Linked DNA regions of Homo sapiens: region 2 is linked to region 1. The links are chromatin loops, found by intact Hi-C in ENCODE. Cell type or tissue: PC-9. All regions are shown on one strand. Each heading gives the region's core, and the rest is flanking DNA. Links, peaks and the distances in the headings are about the cores only.

Evidence for each region. Hi-C counts contacts between places; a loop is a spot of excess contacts. Peaks named below come from ENCODE experiments on the same cell type or tissue, not always from the same donor. Only the 100,000 strongest peaks of a DNase experiment are listed, where the experiment ranks them.
Region 2: a loop joins it to region 1, with 2.5 times the contacts of the local background. A loop is called at or near these places in 6 of 110 quality-filtered maps.

What each region holds. Positions count from the first base shown.
Region 1 is chr9:110,190,327-110,199,456 of GRCh38, forward strand. No RefSeq gene overlaps it. Among named protein-coding and RNA genes, the nearest start is that of C9orf152, 13 kb to the right of the region's middle. In PC-9, for the core only: no CTCF peak of the experiment used is centred there; DNase peaks (open chromatin) are centred at 1,515, 2,835 and 4,175; H3K27ac peaks cover 1,780 bases.
Region 2 is chr9:110,347,006-110,356,135 of GRCh38, forward strand. No RefSeq gene overlaps it. Among named protein-coding and RNA genes, the nearest start is that of TXNDC8, 14 kb to the left of the region's middle. In PC-9, for the core only: no CTCF peak of the experiment used is centred there; a DNase peak (open chromatin) is centred at 4,286; H3K27ac peaks cover 2,133 bases.

The DNA of each region.
Region 1 (9,130 bases), core at 282-8,281:
AAGACTCATCTGGGTGACTTCCTTGCCTTCTACTCACAGAGCTGGTGTGATAAAATACGCATGGGGCTGCCTCCCCCATAGGACCCTCCCCAACCCCTTCTCCCCACCATGGGAACTCAAGTGGAATATAAGAGTGGCACCCAAAGGAGGAGAGACATGAAGATTCCCACAAGTTCTGTACTCAGCCTCACAGAGAAGCCTCTATCCATTGAGCACATTTGTGCCTCAGTTTATAATCAGTGTGGTCCTAAGGCAGTGGGTCTCAATGCTGAATCTTAGAATTCTAGAATCACCAGAGGGAGCTTTCAAAAAATACCCATGCTTGAAACCAGCTCACCCAGACAGGCATCTGTAAAAAAAGAGGGGTGGGGAGGTTTAAAGAGAAATGGAAGCAAATGTCCACGAAAGGATGTGTAAAATGAACAATGCTTACTGTATGCATATAGCAAAAAAGTAGAAACAGGAGAATGGAAAAATAAATTGTAGTTAATTATTGGGAAGAGACTGAAGGCGACTTTCTAGAATGCTCAAAATGTATATCTTGATCTGTGTGTGTATGTATCTGTATCTGTGAAAATAAGCAGATATAGATGTAGATATAGATACAGATATGGTTTGACTGTGTCCTCACCCAAATGTCAACTTTTTTTTTTTTTTTAGATGGAGTCTTACTGTATCACTCTGTTGCCCAGGCTGGAGTGCAGTGGCGTGATCTCGGTTCACTGCAACCTCCGCCTCCTGGGTTCAAGCGATTATCCTGCCTCAGCCTCCCGAGTAGCTAGGACTACAGGTACAGGCCACCACGCCTGGCTAATTTTTGTATTTTTAGTAGAGAGAGGGTTTCACCATGTTGGCCAGGCTGGTCTTGAACTCCTGACCTCAAGTGATCTGCCTGCCTTGGCCTCCCAAAGTGCTGGGATTACACCTGTGAGCCACCATGCCCAGCCCCAAATCTCATCTTGAATTGTAGCTCCCATAATCCCCACGTGTCATGGAAGTGAGCCAGTGGGAGGTAATTGAATCATGGGGGTGGGTTTTTCTTGTGCTGTTCTCATGATAGTGAGTAAGTCTCACGACATCTGATGGTTTTATAAAGGGCAGTTCCCCTCCACTTGCTGTCTTGCCTGCTGCCATGTAAGACGTGCCTTTGTTCTTCCTTTACCTTCTGCCATGATTGTGAGACTTTCCCAGCCATATGGTACTATAAGTCTATTAAACCTCTTTCTCTTTATAAATTACCCACTCTTGGGTATTTCTTCATAGCAGTATGAAAATGGACTAATACATATATAATACATAATAATTAACACATAAGCTATACTCAAGATTAACACACTTCCCACACTTTACATGGTTTATGCCTTGATCAACAGAAACAATGCCAGTGCTCAAGCCCTACTTCAGAGATTGTCATTTAATTGAATATTTTCCAAGCTTCCTGATGATTCTCTTATGCAATCAATGTTGAGAAACACCGTCTCAGAAGATAGGGCCACCTTGGTCTGGGCCTGAGGCTAGAGAAACAAAAAGAGGCCTTGTAGGCCATCTAAGACTGGCTGGACTCATCAGGGTTTTGCCATAGTACACACTTGTTTGGAATTTCCTCTGCACACGCACCCTTTGGGGACTGGTAGTGGTACCTGACTGGTCAGGGGTCTTCTCATTGATCTTGTTAATTTGTGGCAATGCTCAGCAGAGAGGATACTGGGATTTGTGGGGGGCATCCCCACAGCCCTCAGGTTGTGAATGCAGCCACTGGTATCATGAACAGTGCTTTAAAAGGAGAGCAAGGCTCCAGTCTTGGGGGAGAATCCAGCAAGTGCAATCTGAAGCTGGCAGAGAAAGGGACCCATGGCAAGAGAGAGACAGGTCTCGCTCTTAGAACCCTCCCACCACGAGAGCACCTGCATTTCCCTTTTTTTTTTTTTTTTTTTTGGTGGTGGAGTCCTGCTCTGTTGCCCAGACTGGAGTGCAGTGGCAAGATCTTGGCCCACTGCAACCTCCACCTCTCAGGTTCAAGCTATTTTCTTGCCTTAGCCTCCTGAGTAGCTGGGATTACAGGCACACACCACCATACCCGGCTAATTTCATATTTTTAGTAGAGACGGGGTTTCACCATGTTTGCTAGGCTGCTCTTGAACTCCTGACTTCAGGTGATCCACCCGCCTCTGCCTCCCAAAGTGCTGGGATTACAGGTGTGAGCCACCATGCCCATCACACCTGCACTTCTTGTAAAGAGAAGCAGTTCCTGCATTGGGAGAAAATGTGCTAATCTGGATCTGGGGCTGATACTGATTTTGAGAGCCAGCTCGCCCCCCCTTAAAAACATTTGGGGTTTGGGTTGGCAGAAGACAGCATTTGCTATGACCAGCTTTTTCCTCCTTCTCCTATTTCTCAGCCAGGGCTCGGGGGCTTGTGTGCTTCCAAGTCTTAATTATGATCCTGGATTTGAGGAATTCAGGGGGTGGATTCACACAGGATGGGGGAGTTATCAGTGAGCAGACAGAGGAGAAATACAAGGATTAATAACACGGAATAAATCATGGTTAATTACTGGGAAGAGACTGAAGGCAACTTCAGCGGGTGTATCATCTTATTGGATGGAATTGGAGGGGGAAATTTAATGTAATTGTCACAAACACAAGGCCAAGAAAAAATATTACAAGTTCAGTTCCTTGAACTTTCTGTTTCTAGGAAGTGTGTTGTTCATTAGCTGTGGGAGAAACACAGTCACAGCTGGCGAAAGCTTTCAGAATTTATGTGCAGACAGAAAATGCTGGAAGTCATGACTGAGTCTTTCTCAATAAGGAAGTGGTCTGAAGTTTGTGAAGAATGTGGAGGGTCAACCAGTGCCTGAGAGGCTGGGGAAAGGTGAGGTTTTATGAAGAATTTAGGAAAAGTCTTAGGATTCTCTCTGGCCTCCAGTTAGAAGCAGCAATTTCACCATTGGCAGTTTCAGTTGAAAAATATTTGGAGGGTGGATTTCCCAGCTATGATGTTATAAAAATAAGTGAAGGGAGGGAGTCAGGAGGAGACAGTTTAACGTTGTTAAGAGTTTAGACTCAAAAAAAAAAAAAAAAAAAAAAAAAAAGGCCAGGTGCAGTGGTTCACACCTATAATCCCAGCACTTTGGGAAGCTGAGGCGGACAGATCACCTGAGGTCAGGAGTTTGAGACCAGCTGGCCAATATGGTGAAACCCCATCTCTACTAAAAATACAAAAATTAGCCGGGCGTGGTAGTTCGTGCCTGTAATCTCAGCTACTCAGGAGGCTGAGGCAGGAGAATTGCTTGAACCTGGGAGGCGGAAGTTGTAGTGAGCCAAGATCTCGCCACTGCACTCCAGCCTGGACCACAGACCACAGCAAGACTCCGTTTCAATAATAATAATAGTAATAAAAAAGAGTTCAGACTCTGGTATATGGCTTGTGGCTGTCTGAGTTTGCTGTTCCCTTGTGCAATTTGCTAGCTGTGCCACCTTAAGCAAGTGATATCACCTTGTTAGACTTTTTACCTTCAATATGGGGCACCCTACTCACAAGCTGGGGCGCAGGGATTTTTAAACAAATAAGATGAACAGAAGAAGCATCCTCTCAGGAAGAACCTGAGGCTGGAGGTGCCACTGGAGAAGATTTATAGTTTTTCCAGACTAAAAGAATTGTTCAAGTTATTTGTTGTTTGTTTGCTTGTTTTTGTTTCTGCAGCCTAAAATAAAACTTTCAAATACAATAAAAAAAAAAAAAAAAAGAATTGCAGATGCTTCTCTCAAAACCCAAGAAAGCCAAGTAAAAATTAATGTTTTTCAAATATGAAAGATCAAAACAGGGACCAGACATCAAGTATTGCTCTGAGACGGGCCTGAATCAATTTATGAGTTAATTTTTCCAAGGTTAAGGATATGCCCAGAAGGAAAAATACGGAATCACAGACACAGTCCGTGTGGTCTGTGCCTTTCTCCAAAGATGACTTCCAGGACTTCACTATTTAAAGGGGAAAAGCTGCTGGAGGGGAAAAAGGGAGGGTCTGGAAATCCACAAGTTGCAAGGGAAAAGGAGAAGGTAGGGGAATAGTCAATTATGGATTTGTTTTGCAATCAGTAACTCAGTGTTTACATAAGATAAGGCGAAAGTGGAGTAGCTGCCTGTGGAGATATTTAACCTTTTATCTGTGCTATCTGTTTAGGAACAAAAGGAAAGGCAGTTTCATTGTATGACTCAGCTTTTAGCCGTTTTTTTGTTTGTTTGTTTTTTTTTTTTTTTTGAGAAGAGTCTGGCTCTGTCGCCCAGGCTGGAGTGCAGTGGCGCAATCTCAGCTCACTGCAGGCCATTCTCCTGCCTCAGCCTCCCTAGTAGCTGGGACTACAGGCGCCCGCCACCACGCCCGGCTAATTTTTTGTATTTTTATTAGAGACGGGGTTTCACCGTGTTAGCCAGGATGGTCTCGATCTCCTTACCTCGTGATCCGCCCATCTCGGCCTCCCAAAGTGCTGGGATTACAGGTGTGAGCCACGGCGCCCGGCCGAGGTCCTGAGTTTTCATTTCCTTTCACAGCATTAAGTAGTGGCCATGACCCAACCCCTCTCTGAGGCAGTTTCTCCCACCACCATGGGGACATGTCCTGGATGGGTGTGACACTCCGAGGGAATTTGACTCTAGCTCCCCAAAGAGGTAAGGAGCTGGACTTCTTAGTTCCCTTCTCTCTACTCATCCCCTCCAACCTCCCCCTTGGCCGCTGTGGTTAATCTCCCTCCACACACACATGCACACACAGGTACTAATGAAGTCCTAGTTTGTGAGTGAGCAGGGACCTTGGAATAAGTCCTTTCCTAAGGTAGGGTCTTAAGTTGCTATCCCCCTAGGAGCCTGAGTGCCTAGAGGGAGGGCGAGGAGACAGCCACAGGCAAGTTGCAATATTTTCTCTACATATTCTGCCTGGAATCAAGATGCTCAGGAAACGGCCGGGCGCGGTGGCTCACGCCTGTAATCCTGGCACTTTGGGAGGCCAAGGTGGGCGGATCAGGAGGCCAGGAATTCAAGACCAGCCTGGCCAACATGGTGAAACCCCATCTCTACTAATAACACAAAAATTAGCCAGGCGTGGTGGCACATGCATATAGTCCCAGCTACTCAGGAGGCTGAGGCAGGAGAATTGCTTAAACCAGGGAGGTGGAGGTTGCAGTGGGCCAGGATGGCGCCACTGAGGGAAAAAAAAAAAGACTCAGGAAAGAAGTTCTGGACTTAGAAAGTGGCTGGAGTTTTGTCTTGTATTTTTTTGTATTTTTAGTTGGGATGGAGTTATAACCATGTTGGCCAGGCTGCTCAAACTCCTGACCTCAGGTGATCCACCCAGCTCGGCCTCCCAGAGTGCTGGGATTACAGGCGTGAGCCACCGCACCAGGCCAGGATTCTGGTTTCTATGACCCACCTTAGAAAAGAGGCATTCTAGTTTCTATGGCTAGCCCTGGGGGAGAATGGCACTGAGAGACAGGAGGGCAGGAGAAGGTCAGAGAAAAGTTTTTGCTTCTGAGGCCTTCTCTTGGGGGCACTGTTTTCTGAGCCACAATAGGGACATTCAGTGTTTGTATGGAGCTCATTCCCTCTTCTCCTCTCCATGGAATTAAACACCTGACTAAGGCCGGATGCTATGGCTCTCGTCTGTAATCCCAGCTCTTTAAGAGGCTGAGACAGGTGGATCACTTGAGCTAAGGAATTCGAGACCAGCCTGGGCAACATATTAAGACCCTGTCTCTACAAAAAATACAAACGTGGCTGGGCGCGGTGGCTCACGCCTGTAATCTCAACACTTTGGGAGGCCGAGGCGAGCAGATCACGAGGTCAGGAGATCAACACCATCCTGGCTAACATGATGAAACCTCGTATTTACTAAAAATACAAAAAATTAGCCGGGCGTGGTGGTGGGCGCCTGTAGTCCCAGCAACTTCAGAGGCTGAGGCAGGAGAATGGCATGAACCTGGGAGGTGGAGCTTGCAGTGAGCCGAGATTGCGCCACTGAACTCCAGCCTGGGCAACAGAACGAGACTCTGTCTCAAAAAAAAAAAAAAATACAAACATTAGCTGGCTGTGGTGGTATGCATGGATAGTTCCAGCTACTCAGGAGGCTGAGGTGGGAGGATCGCTTGAGCCTGGGAGGTTGAGGCTGCAGTGAGTTGTGATCGCACCACTGCACTCCAGCCTGGGTAACAGAATGAAACCCTGTCTCAAAAAAAAAAAAAAAAAAAAAAGAAAAAGAAAAAGAAAAGAAAGAAAACACCACATACACACATGCCCTACTTGACTAGTTCTTCTCAAAGCCAAAGGGGAAAGAGGGAGGGCAAAGAACCTTTCTTCTTTTTTTTTTTTTTTTTTGAGACAGAGTCTTGCTCTGTCGCCCAGGCTGGAGTGCAGTGGCAGGATCTTGACTCACCACAACCTCCGCCTCCCGGGTTCAACTGATTCTCCTCGACTCAGCCTCCTAAGTAGCTGGGATTACAGGCGTGAGCCACCAAGCCCGGCTAATTTTTGTATTTTCGGTAGGGATGGGGTTTCATCATGTTGGTCAGGCTGGTCTGGAACTCCTAACCTCGGGTGATCCACCTGCCTTGGCCCCCCAAAGTGCTGGGATTACAGGCGTGAGCCACTGCACCCAGCAGAACCTTTCTTTTAAAGATGGTAGTGTCGGCCAGGAGAGGTGGCTTATGCCTGTAATCCCAGCACTTTGGGAGGCCAAGGCAGGTGGATCACCTGAGGTCAGGAGTTCGAGACCAGCCTGACCAACATGGCGAAACCCCGTCTCCACTGAAAATATAAAAATTAGCTGGGCATGGTGGCATGCACCTGTAATCCCAGTCACTCGGGTGGCTGAGGCAGGAGAATCGCTTGAACCCAGGAGTCGGAGGTTGTAGTGAGCCGCGATAGTTCCATTGCACTCCAGCCTGGGGAACAAGAGCAAAACTCCGCCTCAAAAATAAACAAACAAATAAATAAATAAATAAAGTAGTGTCTGCAAGAAGGAGGACTGACACATTATCCCCCCACTAGATGATTGCTCAGCAGAAAGGGGAGACTTCAGTGGAAACAAGACAGTATAGAATGGCCAGAAAGAGAAGGTGCAGGGATGATCACCTCACATAGGTGCAGAAAATGCCTCCTGCCTATGTGTCTACAGGCCGAGCTGGGCTAGCAGAGGTAGATGAACTTGGGGCAAAGGGTAAAAAGAATGGGCTCCTGATGCAATGGGGTGGAGGCAGCTTGACCAGGCATAGCCATCTTCCCAAGAGACCCTCAAACACGCTAGCGGGATGCTTGGGATGAGTCCCTCCTCAGCAGGAGCCCACTGGGGCCACCACCTGTCCATACCAAGCCTATAGATGACAAGCCAGGCCAGCGTAAATGGCCAAGGCGAGAGACCAAAACTACACCATAGCCAGTCACATAAAGAGCTATCTGTGCTTCCTCTCCATCCTTCCTACCCCGTTGTCAAAAATCTGTGTAAACACAGACAGAAGGGTGCGGGAATGAGCCTCTCCCTCCAGCCTTAAAGGCATCAATCAAGGCTGTGCTGGGAGGAGGTGGAGCCTGGTAGACTCTGACTTGACTATGAGATGAACTTTAACATTTGAACAGTTCCAAGCTTTAACAACTGAAATGAATGGCTTTAATGTCAGGAAGTGACTGAAAAGTTAGGGAATCTGACTGAGATAGTGTGAGGGCAGCCTGTCCCCTAGTGGGGAAGAGGCTGTTCGATCCAGCTGAATTGGTTCTTGGAAAAGAACTTTTCTGTTCCTAGCTTAGGGAAAACGTCTCTCCTCTGCGTCCCTCACCACCCCAGGGAAGATTATCGCCTTCAGTTAAACTGGGAAATCTGTGGCTCTGAGATTTGGCTCTGAAATCTCTGGCTTTAATTCACCCAACAAAGGTCACACCTCTACCAATGGCAGTGCCCAGACTAGAGCCTGATCCGTCCTCCTCTGCCAGGGGAGACTGAGGCATGGTGTGTGCCAGGCAGCCACATGGGGAGTCCACACTGGGAAGTGGAAGCCTGGGGAACCCTAGGTAAAGGTGGCCTGCCTGATGCAGGATTTACAATGTGAGCTGGTTTTTCTCTATCTTAGGAAGAGAAGAGGAAAACTTTCTGCTAATGTTATCGGTGGAGGCCATCCAGGCTCTTGGCATTTTGAACAAAGACTTGGCCAACCAGCTGGCCGTGTGGCCTAATGGATAAGGCGTCTGACTTCGGATCAAAAGATTGCAGGTTTGAGTTCTGCCACGGTCGTGGAGGGGTTATATTTTGTTGGGTGCGGTGGCTTATGCCTGTAATCCCAGCATCTTGGGAGGCCGAGGAAAGCGGATCACCTGAGGTCGGGAGTTTGAGGCCAGCCTGGCCAACATGGAGAAACCCCATCTCTACTAAAAATACAAAATTAGCCGGGCGTGGTGGCGCATGCCTGTAATCCCAGCTACTCGGTAGGCTCAGGCAGGAGAATCACTTGAACCTGGGAGGCAGAGGTTGCGGTGAGCTGAGATCACACTGTTACACTCCAGCCTGGGCAACAAGAGCAAAACTCTGTCTCAAAAAAAAAAAAAAAAAAAAAAAAAGGGCCGGGTGTGGTGGCTCACACCTGTAATCCCAGCACTTTGGGAGGCCAAGGCAGGCAACATGGTGAAACCCTGTCTCTACAAAAAAACCACAAAAATTAGCCAGGCATGATGGTGCACACCTGTAACCCCAGCTACCGGGGAGGCTGAGGTGGGAGAATCGCTTAAAGCTGGGTGGTGGAGGTTGCAGTGAGCTGAGATTGTGCCACTGTACTCCAGCCTGAGAGGCAGAGCAAGACTCCATCTCAAAAAAAAAAAAAAAAAAAGATGTAATTATTGGCTGGGTGTGGTGGCTCACACCTGTAATCCCAGCACTTTGGGAGGCCAAGGCAGGCAGATCACCCGAGGTCAGGAGTCCGAGACCAGCCTGGCCAACATGGTGAAACCCCGTTTCTACTAAAAATACAAAAAATTAACTGGGGTAGTGGTACACGCCCATAATCCCAGCTACTTGGGAGGCTGAGGCAAGAGAATGGCTTGAACCTGGGAGGCAGAGGTTGCAGTGAGCCGGGATTGCACCACTGCACTCCAGCCTGGG
Region 2 (9,130 bases), core at 356-8,355, 160 kb after region 1:
TTTTCATGCTAGCCAGGTGCAGTGGCTCATGCCTGTAATCCCAGAACTTTGGAAAGCTGAGGCGAGCCGATCACTTGAGATCAGGAGTTCAAGATCAGCCTGGCCTACATGGTGAAACCTCATCTCTACTAAAAATACAAAAATTAGCCAGACATGGTGGCAGGCGCCTGTAGTCCCAGCTACTCAGGAGCCTGAGGCATGAGAATTGCTTGAACCCAGGAGATGGAGGTTGCGGTAAGCTGAGATCGCACCACTGAACTGCAGCCTGGGTGAGAGTGAGACTCTGTCTCAAAAAAAAAAAAAAAATGATTTTCATGCTAACTAAATTTCAAGAGGCTACTTGGTCTCATGGAAAAAGGATTGAACTCTGACTATGTTACTGATTACTTGTGTGACCGTGAGAAAGCCACTTAATCCCTTATGAATCAGTATTTTCACTTACAGGCGTTGGTCTGAAACCATGCTTCTCCAGAGCACAGGTGTTTCTTTAATTGAATTGAGGTGTTCTGCTGCTAACATGCCCAGATTAAATATCATTTCTAGGCGTGTCTGTGAAGGTGTTTCTGGATGAGATGAACATTTCACTCTGTGGACTCAGTCAAGTAGATCGCCTTTCCCATTTGATTGGGCACCATCTAATCCATTGAGTGCCTGAATAGAAAAAAAAGCAGAAGGAGGAGTTCACCCCTTTTTTTTCCTGTCTCACTGTGGCAACTGAATATCTCATCTAATCTGTATTCTGGGACAGGGATTTATACCATCAGCTCCTTTGGTTTTTAGCCTTTGGACTTGGACTGAATTATACCACCGGCTTTTCTGAGCCTATAGCTTGAGATGGTAGATTGTGGAACTTAACCTCCATAATCCTATGAGCCAATTCCTCATAATAAACACACACACACACACACACACACACACACACACACACACACACACACACACACACAATCAGTTCTGTTTGTCCAGAGAACTTTGACTAATATACCCACCAATAGTCCGCATGGTTTCTGCCTGACCTGTAGTCAGACATTGCCTGCCCCAGAATCTACAATTTAAGTTGCTATCTAATTTAAAGTGCCAGTAGATCATGTTGTTCCTCAGAGGATACCATGACCTCTTATTGCTTTAAACCTAAACACTGTGATTTATAAAAATAAGGATAGGGCCGGGCACAGTGGCTCATGCCTGTAATCCCAGCACTTTTGGAGGCCGAGGAGGGTGGATTACGAGGTCAGGAGACCATCCTGGCCAACATGGTGAAACCCCATCTCTACTAAAATACAAAAAAATTAGCTGGGTGTGGTGGCGGGTGCCTGTAGTCCCAGCTACTCAGGAGGCTGAGGCAGGGGAATTGCTTGAACCCGGGAGGTGAAGGTTGCAGTGAGCTGAGATCGCACCACTGCACTTCAGCCTGGCAACAGAGCAAGACTCTGTCTCAAAAAAAAAAAAAGTGGGGATTAGATGACTTGGCCTACCTAACTTACTGAGTTGTTGTGAGGTAAAAATAAAAAGAGAAACTGGCTTTGAAAGCAATGAAGTGCTCCACAAATGCATGAGATTGTGATTCTCATTCATTTAATACTAAGCCAACTGTCACTGTGCACCTATACTAGGGCCTAAAGATGAATGACAGAGTTAAGACATTTAGAAGTTAGGTAGAACCCAGGTCTGAAGTTTACTGAAACAGAGTTTCCCTTTGGCCTGTCTAGGAAAAATCCTCTTCTGGATTTTGATAATGCTATTTCATGATAAAAGCAAAACAACTCAAATAGAAGATTTAGAGCACATAGCTCCTTAGCTAAGCTACCTTCTCTCTTTTTTTTGGTGTGTGTGTGGGGGGGTCTCAATCCACACTTTTTCACATGTGATGTGAAACAAGTAAAAGAAGTGTTTGGGTCATAGAAGAGGTAGATTTTAGTGTATGTGAGTCCAATTTTCTAGAAGCTCTTTGATGATCAGGTATGTAGCTCAATCGCTTGTGACTTTCTAGACTTTTACCACTGTTACTTTTTGAATGATGCTCCTTGGGACATTTGCTGTAATCGAGAATTCTACCAGAGTGTACGGCATGTGCTGCAGGATGTGGGAAAGGCACAGGGCCTGTGATTCCTGGCTTGCCTAATATGAATTCTGGAAACACAAACACCTTGTGGGAGCAGTTCTTGGTCCTGTAGTTGGTGCTTAATCACCCAGCCCTGTCACTTGGAAACAGTTTGGTGCTTGATCAAAATCTTTTGCACTCCTTTCCCTCTATCACTTCCCTAGCTGCTTTCCTTTCTTTCTGCCCTCAATTCCCCTCTCCCCAAGAAAAAAAGACAAAACAAGAAGCAAAGCCAATGTAGACATGCGGAGGAGATTATATTACCACTTTTTGGTTTTTTGAGATGGGGTCTCGCTCTGTTGCCCAGGCTGGAGTGCAGTGGCATGATCATGGCTTACTGCAGCCTTGACTGCCTGGGCTTGAGCAATCCCAAGTCAGCCTCCTGAGTCGCTATGACAACAGGTGCATGCCACCATTCCCGGCTAGTTTTTTAAAAAAATTATTTATTACTTGCAGAGATGGGGGGCTCATTATGTTGCCTAGGCTGGTCTTGAACTCCTGGGCTCAAATGATCCTCCCATCTCAGCCTCCAAAAGTGCTGGGATTCCAGGTGTAAGCCACCACACCCTCCCCACACACACTCCTCATAAGATGTTGGGAATGTGAGCCGTGATCCTTGGTGATCATCGTGCTACACTGCTGCAACAATGAGTGGGTGGGAAAAGGGCTTCTTTTTCCTTAGTAGCATGTCATAAGCCAGTATGTTGAGCACAGGACAACTGCAGGGACATGGATTCCTGGCAGGGAAGGACAGTGACAACAAATGTCAAAAGTCACTTCACAACACAGATTGCAGAGATGTCTCATGTTAAGGATCCAGAGCTGGAGAGAGGTGGAGACTTCTGGAGGAAAAGAAATGTTGAAAGGAAAATGGGAAGAGGAGAGAAGGGGGGACTTGGACTGGGCCTCTCTCCTTGATTTTAGGGAACATCTATGAGGGAACATCACGATCGTCTGGGCAGGGAGGCCTCCTACTTTTCTGGAGAGCAAGAGGACTAAGTTGGAATAAGAGGGGCAAATGCCAGATTCTTTTTACTCCCAACTATTACTAAGCCTGTTAAGTTTTGGTTTCTTGCCTTTATTTGAGACAAAATTATTGAAACTTTTTGGGATTGTGTGTGTGTGTGTTCCCATGTGTTTTTGTTCAAAAGGGAATGCAGCCAAGATGTTTGCTAGCATGGGAAAGGAGAGTTCATCCCCAAGTCAATGTCATATAATTTTACCATAAAGAATGGATGATAAAGGGACCTAGTCAGGGAAGATCTCCAAATGGGGAAGGCATCCAAAGGGTCAAAGATGAGGAACCTATTGCCTGGTTGAGTGAGGATGCCAAGGACATAGGTTGGGTCATGCTGTTACCCTTTCCACATACCCTCCATGCTTCAATGCAGACAACTGATTCTTTCTTAATCTTAAATAAAGTCATATGCACATGTACCTTCAAGCTCTACTTCCAAGCATGCTGCTACACTTATAGAGTCACCACCTTTTGTATTATGACAGTGATGTCCAGTGCATTCTCATACCCTTTTATTATAATCCGGAAAGATTACAAAGAGCATGATAGCTGTCCAGGATTGCAATTTATCTGCTGTTTTTGAGACTGTGATTGGGGAGAATCTAAACTGAGGGAAGAAGCACATCCTCCTGAAGGAAGGGCTGGAGGTGATGGCCAAGGTTCTGTTCTTCACTCTCTTAGAAGTGATGGTGTCACTCTGGGTAAGTCCCTCACCCTCTGAGCCTCATTTGTAAAATGTGAAAATCAAGAGAGGCCCTGGTCCTTAAGGATCTTAAGGACTTTACTAATGCCTTTTCCTCCTCTGGTCACAACATTGCAGAGACTTGTGCTGTCAAGGATACTGACTAGTTAAGATTCTTACTGCTGAAGCTGCTTTGGGGAAGGACACATTTCCTGGGAGAGCATGTCAAGCTGAAGGTCATCATACCAGGAAAAACAGGAGAAATTATCATATCAGCAATAGGAAGGCAAAGTAAGGGTGTAGGGTGTAGCCTAGATATTGCTGCCAAAAAAGACAGGCCTCCAGTGCCTGTGGATGTGAATCACCAGGGAGCTTGATGACAAGGCTGATATTGGGTGGAGAAGGAAGTTTAAATGTATGAAAGGGAAAGACTCTATTATAAGAGGCATCTTAGCAGGGAAGAAGCTGGATCTAGCCAACTCCTCCTTTTTATATTCTCCACTCAGCTATTAGGGAAACCAATGGGGTGGGGGTTGGAGAGGACTTGTTAAGATCTAGAGTGGCATTCTACAATGACTCATACAAACCAAAACGATGACACTTAGGAAAGAGCCTTTCTCAAATCAAGGCTCAGGTTTTCAAAGAGCTCATATGTTGTTTTTTTATCTTGATGATCATTTTTTGTTAGAAACAGCAGGGCTTTGAGAACATAGCCCTAGAGAAAAACACCATAAGGCTTTTCACAGACCTGGAAAATACTCTATTTCTGGGTAGAGAAAAAAACCGCTGAGTCTTTGGCCAGTAATTTGCCTAAGCCTGTAGGTTTCCATATGCCAAATATTATATTGATACAATGCCAGGTTCTGAAGATTTAATCTTTTTTTCTTTCTTTTTTTTTTAAATTTTTTATTTTGAGACAGCGTCTCACTCTGTTGCCCAGTCTGAAGTGCAATGGCACGATCTCAGCTCACTGCAACCTCTGCTTCCTGGGTTCAAGTGATTCTCCTGCCTCAGCCCCCTGAGTAGCTGGGATTACAGGCACCCGCCACCATGCCCAGCTAATTTTTTGTATTTTTAGTAGACAGGGTTTCACTATGTTGGCCAGACTTGTCTTGAACTCCTGACCTCAGGTGATCCACCCACCTTGGCCTTCCAAAGTGCTGGGCCACCAGGCATGAGCCACTGCGCCCAGCAAAGATTTAATCTTATCAGTTCTTGCTGAACCTAAGATATCATGTTTGTAAGATAAATCATTAAATTGCCAATCATACTACGCCATGCTATTGTAAGATGCATTCCAATTTCAGAGATGTTAAGATATGCAAAATGCATATTATATTTATATTGGATGAATAAAACAGTAAGTTAAATAGCTTAACTCTGTTGAATTTTGTGATTTATGTTTAAGTCTAACTGCTACCTAGACACTGCTCTGAGAATATGGTGAGCTGACTCTGTCAAGAGTTTATTAATCCCCAAGGCTTTATTTTAATACCTGAGTAAGAATCCTCAACACCAAGCCTGTAAAATTCCACTGGGAGAGTCACTGGTATTGTGTTGACAGCAGGGACACCAGGTGGGTAAGTTATAGGAAAATAGATTGTCTTGGCAAATTGATAGCACAGCACAGCAGGGCAAGGACAAGAGTATTCTTCAAGTTCAGTTCCAAGGGCTTGACAGAGTACATCTCTCAATATTGGCCTTTCTTTTAAGGACACTAAAGCATAAAATTCATAAGTTTGTGTGCGTACTTATTGTTTGTGAGACCCCTTAATCCTTACAGCAACATCAGTAAGAGTGGGCCCTATTATTGCTTCCATTACACAAATGAGGAAAGAGGCATCCAAATCACGTGGCTAGTAAAGGGAAGGACCAGGGTTTGGATATGGGCAGTCAAATTCCAGAGCTTGTGCTTTTAATCACTGCACCCATCCATGAGAAATAAACCTTGCTATCAAAGCAATTCAGACACGTAAACTAGCCATGATATAAAGAAAAAAGTGCTTTGATAGAGATGTGTGTAAAGTGATGCAGAGCCTGAAGGATAAAGCAACTAAGTTCAGGGATCTTACATATTAATAAAAGCCCTGAGGCCGGGCACCTGTAATCCCAGCACTTTGGTAGGCCAAGGCGGGTGGATCACTTGAGGTCAGGAGTTTGAGACCAGCCTGGTCAACATGGCGAAAACCCATCTCTACTAAAAATACAAAAATTGGCCAGACGTGATGGCACATGCCTGTAATCCCAGCTACTCAGGAGGCTGAGGCAGGAGAATCATTTGAACCTGGAAGGCAGAGGTTGCAGTGAGCTGAGATCACGCCATTGCGCTTCAGACTAGGCAACAGAGTGAGACTCTGTCTCAAAAAAAAAAAAAAAAGAAGAGCAAGCCAGATACATTGTCTTTTTAAGAAAGGATTCATCTTAATATTCTATAATTGCAGACCATGGGTTTCCTAGATACCATGCATTTGCATATTTGTGGACTGAATAGTCAATGTATTTACTCCAAGATTCATGAATATCGACACAAGGCTCATTACCTCATAGTCAGTAAATGTGGTTTAAACAAATTTTTTGGTTGTAGAAAATTTCCAGCATACACAAAAGTAGAGAGGAGCATATGCTGAACTCCCATCTACTCCTTACTCAGCTATTATCAATATTTTGCTGCGCTTGCTTTGGCTATATTCACCTTCCCCATCTCCTTATACACTTTTTTCTTTTGGGGGGATTTGAAAGCAAATCCAAGCATTTACATAATCTCACTAGTAAATACTTCAGTATAGTTATCTAATATACAAGATCTTAAAAATAATCAAAATTATTCCAACCAAAGGCATTAACAATAATTCCAAATATTCATCTAATACCCAGTCTTTGTTCAGTTTTTCCTGATTAATAAATGTGATTTAATGGAAAAACTTTTACTTCTTTTGTGTTGACTAGAAGTAGATAGTACTTCCTCTCAGACCTATTTAGGCCATATTTGCAAAAACACAAAACCTTTCTTATGAGCAATTTAGGCTGTTAGGAAATATAAATAAAATGAATAGTTTTTATAAACAGCACATGCAGTATAACTTTATTTTTAAGATTAAAGACCCAAAGTAGATTTTAAAACAAACACCTGGCAATGATAGAGCTGACCCAGCATGTGCCCAGGTGAGTCCTGTTGAGGAAGTGCACGGTAAAAATTCACAAATTGAGGGGTAAGATGGTCATTTTGCTCAGGAGGGCTGAGCAAGTAACTCTTGAATTCTGATTCATGCTTTTTCTTTGATCAACGTCATTTGTCATTACTGAATGCCTTCCAAAAACTCATTTGGATGTCGTATGTGCTAAACTTTTCTCAGGCGCCCTCTGAACCAACCCAGTCTTCAAGGTAACTGCTCATTTTATCTTTCAGTGTTTTTCTGTCTTTGACTTTAGAAAGGCAAATGATGAAAACAGAATTGAAAACTTAGGTTGTTTTCCTCTGTGAAAAAATGTATATATATGTGTATATGTACATGTACAGAAACATGTAAAATATTGTATTGTTTTTTATGACACTGTATTCCTGGGACCTTCCCTAAATATATATGTATATATTTTTTTAGACAGAGTTTTGCTCTTGTTGCCCAGGCTGGAGTTTAATGGAGCGGTCTCGGCTCACTGCAACCTCCGCTTGCAGGGTTCAAACCATTCTCCTGCCTTAGCCTCCCAAGTAGCTGGGATTACAGGTGCCTGCCACCATGCTGGGATAATTTTGTATTTTTAGTAGAGATGGGGTTTCACCATGTTGGACAGGCTGTTCTGAAACTCCTGACCTCAGGTGATCTGCCTGCCTTGGCCTCCCAAAGTGCTGGGATTATAGGCGTGAGCCACCGCACCTAGCCTCCTAAATGCTTTTTGAAATTGTTTAAAAGCTTTTCTTCTCTCATCAGTCTCTATTATTTCATTCTTTCCTCAGCATTTATTGAGCGTTTACTACATGTCAAGTATTACCAAGTATACATTGGTGAAAAAATATAATGCTTGTCTTCAAGGAGGAAGAGAGACAGGCAAATGATAAATGTCTGCCATGGGCTAACCCTGGAACCATTGTGGAAGGGCACCTATTGGTCAGGGGGAGATCAGAAAAAAGGTTTACTATACAGGAGGAGGGAAAGGCAGCAGGGAGGAAAGGAAACAAGTTGGGAGTTCAGGTGTGCCATATATCAGAAGGTGAAATGAGGCGAGAAACCAGATGGAACTATTCAGAATGATTTGCAATTTTTTTAGTACAAGAGGATGGGAACAAGAAATAACAATAGGTTTCTGTAGAGTTCAATGTCTCATTCTTATTCCTCCATTGGGCACTTTTATACCCTGGTTGTCTTATAGGAACTGTAAATTAGAACTGTATTCAACTGTCTCAAAGTATAAAGCATAAAGTAAATATAGTCTGAAGAACAACTACCTGTGGTCTAGTTAGCTTCACCTTGGAGGTGGGTATGGTTTGTGATGCTAGACTACTTCAGCTGGACCAGACCACAAAGATTGGTGCTGCTTCTTAAACTAGGGAGAAGGAAGACTCTGACTTGTATAAATTGGCTTTTCCTTTAGTTTACTACCAAACTAGCAAAATATTAGAATGGTGATTTCCATGATATCAAGAATACAAATGAGTGGGTGTGTCTTCCTGTTGCCTCCCTAGTTCTACCACGTGGGGTTATCAAAGTTTGATGATCTCAGCAGCCTGTGTAGAGTGAAGAATCAACCACAGCTGTTGTACCTTTCACTCCTCCTGGAGACACCTTAGCACCCAATAATCTATTCTATTAACATGAGCATCATCTTGCACCATAATGAGAGGTTTCTGGGTTTTATTTCTGTATTTTTGGACCTACTCAAGGTTCAAGTATAGCAAGCTGGGTAGTGGCTTAACATCAAAGTCAAACTATTCTGATAAGGACAAAATGTTTGTGGCAAGTGTGTGTGTGTGTTTGGGTTTAAGAGTGCTTCTGGATATATCTGATCTGTCACACTTCTTTTGGATCTCAATGTCACACACACACAGTATATTCATTCTATAGTTGATGTCCACATTGGCTTCTGATATGGTTTGGATTTCTGTCTCCACCCAAATCTCATGTCAAATTGTAATCCCCAGTGTTGGAGAAGGGGCCTGGTGGGAGGTAACTAGATTATGGAGGCAAGCTTCCCACTTGCTTTTCTTGTGCTAGTGAGTGAGTTCTCATGAGATTTGGTTGTTTAAGTGTGTAGCCCCTGCCCCTTCTCTCTCTTCCTCCTTCTCCAGTTATGTAAGATGGGCCTGCTTCCCCTTTGCCTTCTGCCATGATTGTAA